Regions from separate parts of the Mus musculus genome. Here regions 2 and 3 are each linked to region 1. Evidence: chromatin loops called from intact Hi-C (ENCODE). Cell type or tissue: gastrocnemius. All regions are shown on one strand.

Region 1 (2,500 bases):
AGGAACTCAGCGACTCTATGGGACCATGATTGACACCCTCTGATGGCATAAAAGCATCTTCAGGTTATTACTGTTATTGCTGGAGTGATCTCTCTCTCTCCCTCTCTCTCTCCCTCTCTCTCTCCCTCTCTCTCTCTCTCAGAGAGACAGACACACACTCAGAGAGACACACATATACAGAGAAACAGACAGAAGACAGAAAGAGAGGGAGACAAAGGTTGATGTGGCCTGTCTCACTCTTTTGTTCTCTACATTATTCTTTGAGCTAGGTTTCTCACTGAGCCTGGAACTCATGGGTTTGGTAGACAGACTGAGCAGCAAGGGCCTCCTGTCTCTGCCCTGAGGATGGAACTTGGGTTCTCAGGCTTGCTTTGCAAGCATTTTATCCATTGAGCCATCTCCCCAGATCCTGATTGTGTAGTACATCTCCAGGGTAGAACAAGTGTTGTCCTTCTAGCTTGGCTCTATGGAAAAGAGACCAGGACTTTAAACTTGTTTTTGGGTCCCCTTAGATTTTCGATGAGCAGATAGATGATGTCTACTTAGACACCGAAGATAGCAAAAAGTTGCAGCCACAAGTTTTTCATCCACATATTGAAAATGTCTGAAACAAATTGCATCCAGACTTTTCTCTTGTCATTTTTCTCTAAACAATACAATACTAACGACTATTTAGATAGCATTTTTAAGGTATTACAAGTGGTTTAGAGATGATTCAAAGTAGATGGGAGGTTTGTGTAGGTCCTATGTATATCCCATGATAGCTCAGATAAAAGACATGAGCATCTTTGCTGTGTTGGGATGCTTGTTCTATACTCACGCCCCAGATTCTGAGGGATGGCTGTACTGAAAACATGCATGCTGGGCTAGAGAGTTAGCTTGTTCCTGACAGTGAGTACCACTTTTGCAGAGGATACACATTCAGTTCCTACACCCACACCAGGCTGCTTACAACCACTAGCAACTCCAGAGACATGATCTGGCGCCCTCTTCTGGTCACCACAGGCACCTGCACGCACATGACAGACTCGTGCATATATATGTGATTAAAAACAAAATCTTTAAAATAGGCACGCTGTTGGCTTTCTTGCTTTTAGCTACTCAATCACATAAGTTTTAAAAGCAACGTAGGAAAGTCGGAAAAAGAAAGAAGCAACACTTGTTTATAGCACTCCAAGATAACCATCATTCATTTTATAATTGCATTCACACACACCTCTCCTTTCCTTAGCACGCACAAACATATTTTCATGCTCTCGATCATGGTATATGTCTGACAGTACATCCTACCAAGTCTAACTCTGTAAGATGGGGACACGGAAAGTTCTACCTTTCCAAATGCTTAAATACAAGTTACAATTTACTGGCAGTTTTTTCTCTTAGTGGCTCATTCCTGGCAGCGTGCTTTGATCCTTGAGGACAGAGGTTTGTGTGCTTTACCCCTAGCATCCAGCATAGTTAGAAGCACAGTTGCAACAAGCTGCATGTTTGTGGAATTCAGCTGACTCCGCATGATGAATTCTAGCCTGAGTCAATCTGGAGTGTGGGGGAAGATGTCTGTACCAACAGACTGCTTCTCTGAGGGTCTGGTGGGGCCCCCTGTAATATTAAGGAAAGAGTTAAAGTAGGCGGGACTCTGTGAAGCTGTGAGAGAGCAACCAAGGGAAAGGTCAGGCTTCCAAGGACTTTCTTGGGCATAAAAATACAACAAAAAATACCAGTTTTTCTCATCGGTGCTTGGACCAAAGTCACAATCCCACCCTGCATTAGAAACACAACTTTGAGGGCTGTGCATTCCCTCTGCCTCTGATGTAAATTACAGACTTCCTCCCATCCTTTTGTTGCATTTAATTCCACCACCAAAGCAACGCTAAATTGGTTAAAAGTTCATTAGTGCGCAACAATAGTGGCTCGATTAAATAAATTATGGCACATCCATACCATGAATGTGAGGCAGTCAATGAAAATCATGCCTCCTTGGATGGGGTCTAATCACATGGAGGGAGCTCACTGTGTGCAGCTGACAGAGAAAAACCTAACATCTCTGCAACACGAGTCACAGGAAATATCATATAGCCATACACACACACACACACACACACACACACACCTATCTGACAGTATATAATATATAACATTAGAGACAGGGCTCACTGCGTAGGCCTGGCTGGCCTAGAACTCAATATGTAAACCAGCCTGGCTCTGAGCTGACAGAGATCTTCTTGCCTCTGCCTCCCGAGGGCAGGGATTAAAGATGAGCTTCACCATTCTCAGCTCCATCTTTTGTACTTTAATATTTTTATATTATAAATGCATGGCACTTTTAATTTTTAAGTTAAATTAATTAATTTGTTTACTGCCTGTATGTGTGTGGGGGTAGGGTGGGGAGGGGTATTTGTGAGGTAAAACATGCAAATGATGCCCAGAAAGTAATTTTCAGGAGTGAGTTCTCTCCTAGGACCACTCGGGTCCTGGGGACTAAATTCAAGTTGTTAGGGTT
Region 2 (2,500 bases), 83 kb after region 1:
TGCACTGTAGAAAAGAAAGAGCATCATTAGAGTCTAGTCTAATGAGGTGACATTAGCTAAGCCAAGAAAAAGTCACTGCATGTAAAATACAATTATCTGGAGAAGAACGTGTAAGTACCCTTGGATACAGAACACAAAAACCAATTTTGATGAAATGAGAATAAAATTCTAGGAAAGGCAGACTGGGGAGTTAGAGGCTGCGCTTATGCTAGAAAGAAAAATAGGTCCGTTCTGTAACACAGGGTTCCCTTAGTTTCTGTAGAAGGATGGCTCATAAATTCTGGAATAGATAAGGCAACATCCCGAGGTGTTCTGTGCTTGTTAAAGGAGAGTGTGTGTGTGTGTGTGTGTGTGTGTGTGTGTGTGTGTGTGTGTGTAGGCCAGAAAGCAACCTTGGATGTTCTTCACACACTGCCTACCTGATTTCTTGAGACTGGGTCTCTCACTGGCCTGGAGCTCATAAAGTAGGCTAGGCTGGCTCATCATTGAGTCCCAGGATAGCTCCTCTTTCCCAGCACAGGTCACCCCGGCTGGCTTTTTATGTGAATAGTGAGGACCAAATAGGTCACCATGCCTGAGCACCTTACTGACTGAACTACCACCCTGGCCCATGAAAATTCTTTTAAAGATGAATTACTTTTCTTAAGTCGGGTAGATATGGCCTGAGGCACGAAAATAGCCAACTTTTTAATTTGTTTTTGGACAGATTGTTATGTGCTGGCCCTTGTTTTAAAGTCCTCACGAAATCTAGATTTTTAAAGCTTTTTCGTTAGATTTTTTTTTAATCCTCAGAACAATTCTATAAGATATATAACGTATGTTTGAGAGGTCAAACTCCATTTCACAAAACAGAAAAGTAAGACATGGAGAAATGACATGTTTGGACTGTAGAGATGGCTCAGCAGTTAGGAGTGTTTCTTTTGGAGAATTCCCAGTTTGGGTTCCCAGCACCCACACTGGGCGGCTCACAATCATTGTATATCTACTTCCAGGGGAATCTAGTGCCCTCTTCTGGTTTCTGTGGGCACCTGCACATATGTGATGCATATAAATACATTCAGGCAGACATAATCATAAAACCAAAAAAAATCTTAAAAATAGGAATTAAGTTGTCAGCTGAAGATTATAAATAGCAAGCAATATCAGGTTGGGACTCAAATCTAAGGCTTCAGAATTCCAAGCACTTAGCATATCTATGTCTATAGAATTAAAAATTTAAAAATACACATCAACATGCAGAAGTCTAGGCAGGAAAAAAAGATCCTTCATCGTTGGGGTGGTTTTTTTTTGGGGGGGGGGACCTACTACTATATTGTATTTAGTTTTTGCTTTCTGTAGATTCCAGGTCAGGCTTCCCGAATTAACTGGGAAAAGTTAAAAGTTTTAGTTCAGTGCTGAAGTTTTCTCTGAAGATTCATTTCAGAAATCAGACCCGGGTTCCTCCCTTGTCTGCAAAATTTATCTTAGACCTCAGGAGGGAAAGGCAGCTTGAGCTGTAACACAGCCACAAAGAAGATGGCAGTGAACGGCAATAAATAACACTACTGACGTGTGGGCCCAGTGCATCAGGAAAAAAAAAAAAAGAAAAAGAAAAACCACTCCTGGCTTTGAATGGCAGAAACACCACATCTGTGCGTATTCACCCTGGATCTAATGCAAGTCTTTTAAGATCCCGGGCTCTGAGACAGAGAACCGTGAGTCAGTGGGGAGGGGAGAGAGCAGAGATAAAAATAGAGATGTTGATTACATTGTTTCTAATTCAGCCCAGCCCAACCGCTCCAGCCTGTGAGTCAACAGCAGCGGTTCAAAGACACAAAAAGGAGCGGGATGCTCTGTGCCACTGAGCAGAAGGGACGCGGTCACATCAGCACCTCTCCGACTAAACAGACCCATGACACTCAGGCTGTGTGGTGTGAGTTCAAAAATGAACAAGTCGGAAGTAGCGAGGGACAAAGTGGACGCAGATCGATGGACAGCAGAGCTCTGACCCTCTAGCGGAAAAAGCTGCCTTTTGTAAGAATCCTGGGCTGTGGGGGATGGGCGACAGAGCTTGTGCTTAGAGGCCAACTTCCACTCTTCAAACACTGTATTGTTTTCTCTGGGGCATAAGGCTTACTGCCATTCCAGACTGGTCTCCATGGCAGCAGGAGAGGAGGGAGAGGAGAGGAGGAACAGATGGGGGTCACAGAGGTCTTAATTCTCATGCAGGGGTCCTCCCTGCCAGCCCCTTTCTCCTTGAGGACCTGTGACATGTTGCACCTTCTCGGGGCCCAGGAAGCGGATGGTTTTGGTTCAGTTCAACTGGCTAGATCTTGGGAGCCTACTTTGTGCTGGTCTTTTGCCTCTTCTAATTGGCAGTAGTGTCTGTTGAAAATGGCCCGCCTCTGCTTGGTTTGGAAAGCTGAAAATGAGGAAAAGGCCAAGTTTCTGTTCCCCTAAGCTTTACCTTTTCCCAGACCGGGGCTATAAGCAGCCACAATGACAGGGGGACGCTCAACTG
Region 3 (2,500 bases), 130 kb after region 1:
ATGTCATTCTTGACTATAAATAGGGGTTTGCATGCTGCTATCATTTTATACAATCTTTTAAATCCAGCTCGTAGGAGAGGAGAAATGTCTTAAGGGCAGGGGCCATGCCTTTTGCTTCCTCAGTGACGACTGCAGTGATGTGAACACAGCTGGGTGTGCAGTTAGGTGGCTCCTGGAGGAATGTTACTAGGTGATTCATATGTGAAGAAGAAATGGACCCGAGGGCTCTGAGGCGTTGTTAAGAATAAACACAAATGTGGAGAGAAATGAGTGTGCGGATAGTGGCCCCAGAAAGATCCAGAAGCAGGAAGTTACCATGTAAGTAAGAGGCACAGCTGAGTTGGAGCCTGTCAAGCAGAGGACAAGGGGCAGAGACAACAAATACCTTTAAAAAATGATAAGGCAAAGGAAAAGATTTTAAAGAGGAAACAGAAAAATCCTGTCAATGACTTGGATTTAGAGTGACTAACAGACAAAGGTCCTCTCTGGGTGTCACATTTAGCCATAGAACTATATTTTGTACTGTGAGGCATACAGTATTCAGCCTGATTATCAGCCTTGAGGCTGCTAAAGGGAAGGGAGAGAAATGCCCAGTACAGCCAGGTGGGGCACACATCTTTAATTCCAGAGGCAGAGGCAGAGGCAGGAGGATCTCTGAAATGGACGCTGGTGTGGTTTACAGAGTGAGTTCCATGACAAAAAGCAACCAGCCAACCAACCAACCAAAAAATCAGAGAGAGGGGAGGAAGGGAGGGAGGGAGGGAGGGAGGGAGGGAGAGAGAGAGAGAGAGAGAGAGAGAGAGAGAGAGAGAGAGAGATATGTCTTGTGTCTCATAGGCTTGGAATCAACGGTCCTCCTCAAGCCAAGAACGTCGTCTGTAACAGCACATTCTCACCACTGCCGGCTCAGCTCTCCCCTTCCTGAACCCTCCCTTACCAAGACCACTTTATGAAATGTCAAAAGCCACTCGCAGCAATTATGGTGTCCACAAATATGTTCACAGATTCTTGACATTCTCTTCTGAAGAGAGGGTCTAATCGTCCTTCCCTAGAGAGTAACTGGACTTCATTCTCTTGCAGCTAACGTATGGAATAATGAAGAAAGTGAAGGTCCGGGGCCGTGATAGGTTCTCATGATAGGCACTGAGGCCTCCACCCCGATCTACCCTCATTTATCCTCTTGAGAGAAGTCTGCGCCACGACTGGAGAGCAGCCAGGGTAGCAGCACACTGAGGCCACCTGAAGGCGCTATTAACAGAGCAGATACTCCAACCCCAGTGGAGCCAAGAGGTGAACTCAGCCTCAATGACTGAGTGCAACCTGAGAGGACCTTGGGATGTCCTGAGTGTAACTCAAGAGGTCAGGGCCAGGAACTGTCAGTCATTCTATTCCTGGACTCCTTTACCCTGGAAGCTGGTAAGTTTGCAATATAACTTGTTACACAGCCATTCATAAATAACATGAGAATTTTTCCAACATAGCTCTTTTATTTTTAGCTTTAATTTTAGATACTTTTAAAAAGTACTTTAAAGAAACACAAAACGAAACACCCTACTATTCAAAATGCTTTATAGACACAAGGACGTAACGATTCTAATACGACTATTATTATTTGTTTTCTAGATAAAAACCTCAAGTTTGGAGAGGATCTGTAACCTGCTTATAGTCTGGTCCAAGAGATGATGAAGTGTCAAGGTCTGGAGCAGGGGGTTTGTTCTGGCTTCCAAGTGGCTCCAGATTCCAGGCTATGTCACCTGCCTACCAAGGTAGGGTCTTCTCTCTCTCAGGCTAGGCCACACCAGGAGGTTCCCAAGTTATTAGAAGGGTGACAGGGAGGGAACCCCTCCTCCAAAACCAGCCTCTAGTGGTTTGGAGAAATTGTGTTTATTCACGAGTTTCTCTCACTAGACGGCCAATTTAACACTCTGCCAACTGGCCAATTATTCCCGTTCATGTAGAGCTAAGTGGATGCTCCTCCAGCTGCACACCTTTCCTGCTCAACATAATTAATGAAGCTCATCAGGACCCTGGAAAACAAGCCCAGCTCACCAGCCCCTCTCACTGATGTGTTAATAGGGGGTCAGGTGTTCCCGACCCCACTACTGGATGTTTATGCCGCCCTAAGGCTGCTCACAAATGCTATGTGTTGGTGACAGGGTGTGGGCAGCCAGGTTACTGGACACACTTGGGGTTGCGCAAGGATCTGAAGGGAGGCCAATGTCAGCTCAGGTAAATTAGGATGACGGGGGTGGGGTGGGGGGGCACACACTGGCTGGGTGGAGGGTGGTGGGGAACGATAGATCATTCCGGTTCAGGATGACAGTCTCTAAGGGGTTAACGTATTAGAGCTCTCGGACTGCCAACAAAACATTTTCACGTTGCTTCACCTCTGCCGCTGAACACTGCTTTCCTGATCACAGAGCAGATGTTTTTGTCGTGGTCCTACATCTCGCTGTCCATCACAGAGGCTGCCACCCACCGGAGGCTGCTGAGCCCTTGA

The links. Hi-C counts contacts between places; a loop is a spot of excess contacts. Peaks named below come from ENCODE experiments on the same cell type or tissue, not always from the same donor. Only the 100,000 strongest peaks of a DNase experiment are listed, where the experiment ranks them.
Region 2: it touches region 1 in a loop (2.1-fold over the local background); 10 of 42 quality-filtered maps call a loop at or near these places.
Region 3: it touches region 1 in a loop (2.8-fold over the local background); 2 of 42 quality-filtered maps call a loop at or near these places.

Annotation. Positions count from the first base shown.
Region 1 is chr3:51,704,433-51,706,932 of GRCm38, forward strand. All of the region lies in intron 2 of Maml3 (mastermind like transcriptional coactivator 3), which reads right to left. Among named protein-coding and RNA genes, the nearest start is that of Gm46803, 2.0 kb to the right of the region's middle. In gastrocnemius, a CTCF peak has its summit at 1,007 (motif pointing left); a DNase peak (open chromatin) is centred at 972.
Region 2 is chr3:51,787,144-51,789,643 of GRCm38, forward strand. The region is part of intron 2 of Maml3 (mastermind like transcriptional coactivator 3); the gene reads right to left. Among named protein-coding and RNA genes, the nearest start is that of Gm46803, 81 kb to the left of the region's middle. RefSeq lists an enhancer at 709-2,500. In gastrocnemius, a CTCF peak has its summit at 1,038 (motif pointing left); a DNase peak (open chromatin) is centred at 2,052; H3K4me3 peaks cover 1,059 bases; H3K27ac peaks cover 1,268 bases.
Region 3 is chr3:51,839,341-51,841,840 of GRCm38, forward strand. The region is part of intron 2 of Maml3 (mastermind like transcriptional coactivator 3); the gene reads right to left. Among named protein-coding and RNA genes, the nearest start is that of Gm46803, 130 kb to the left of the region's middle. In gastrocnemius, a CTCF peak has its summit at 1,245 (motif pointing right); no DNase peak of the experiment used is centred here; H3K27ac peaks cover 503 bases.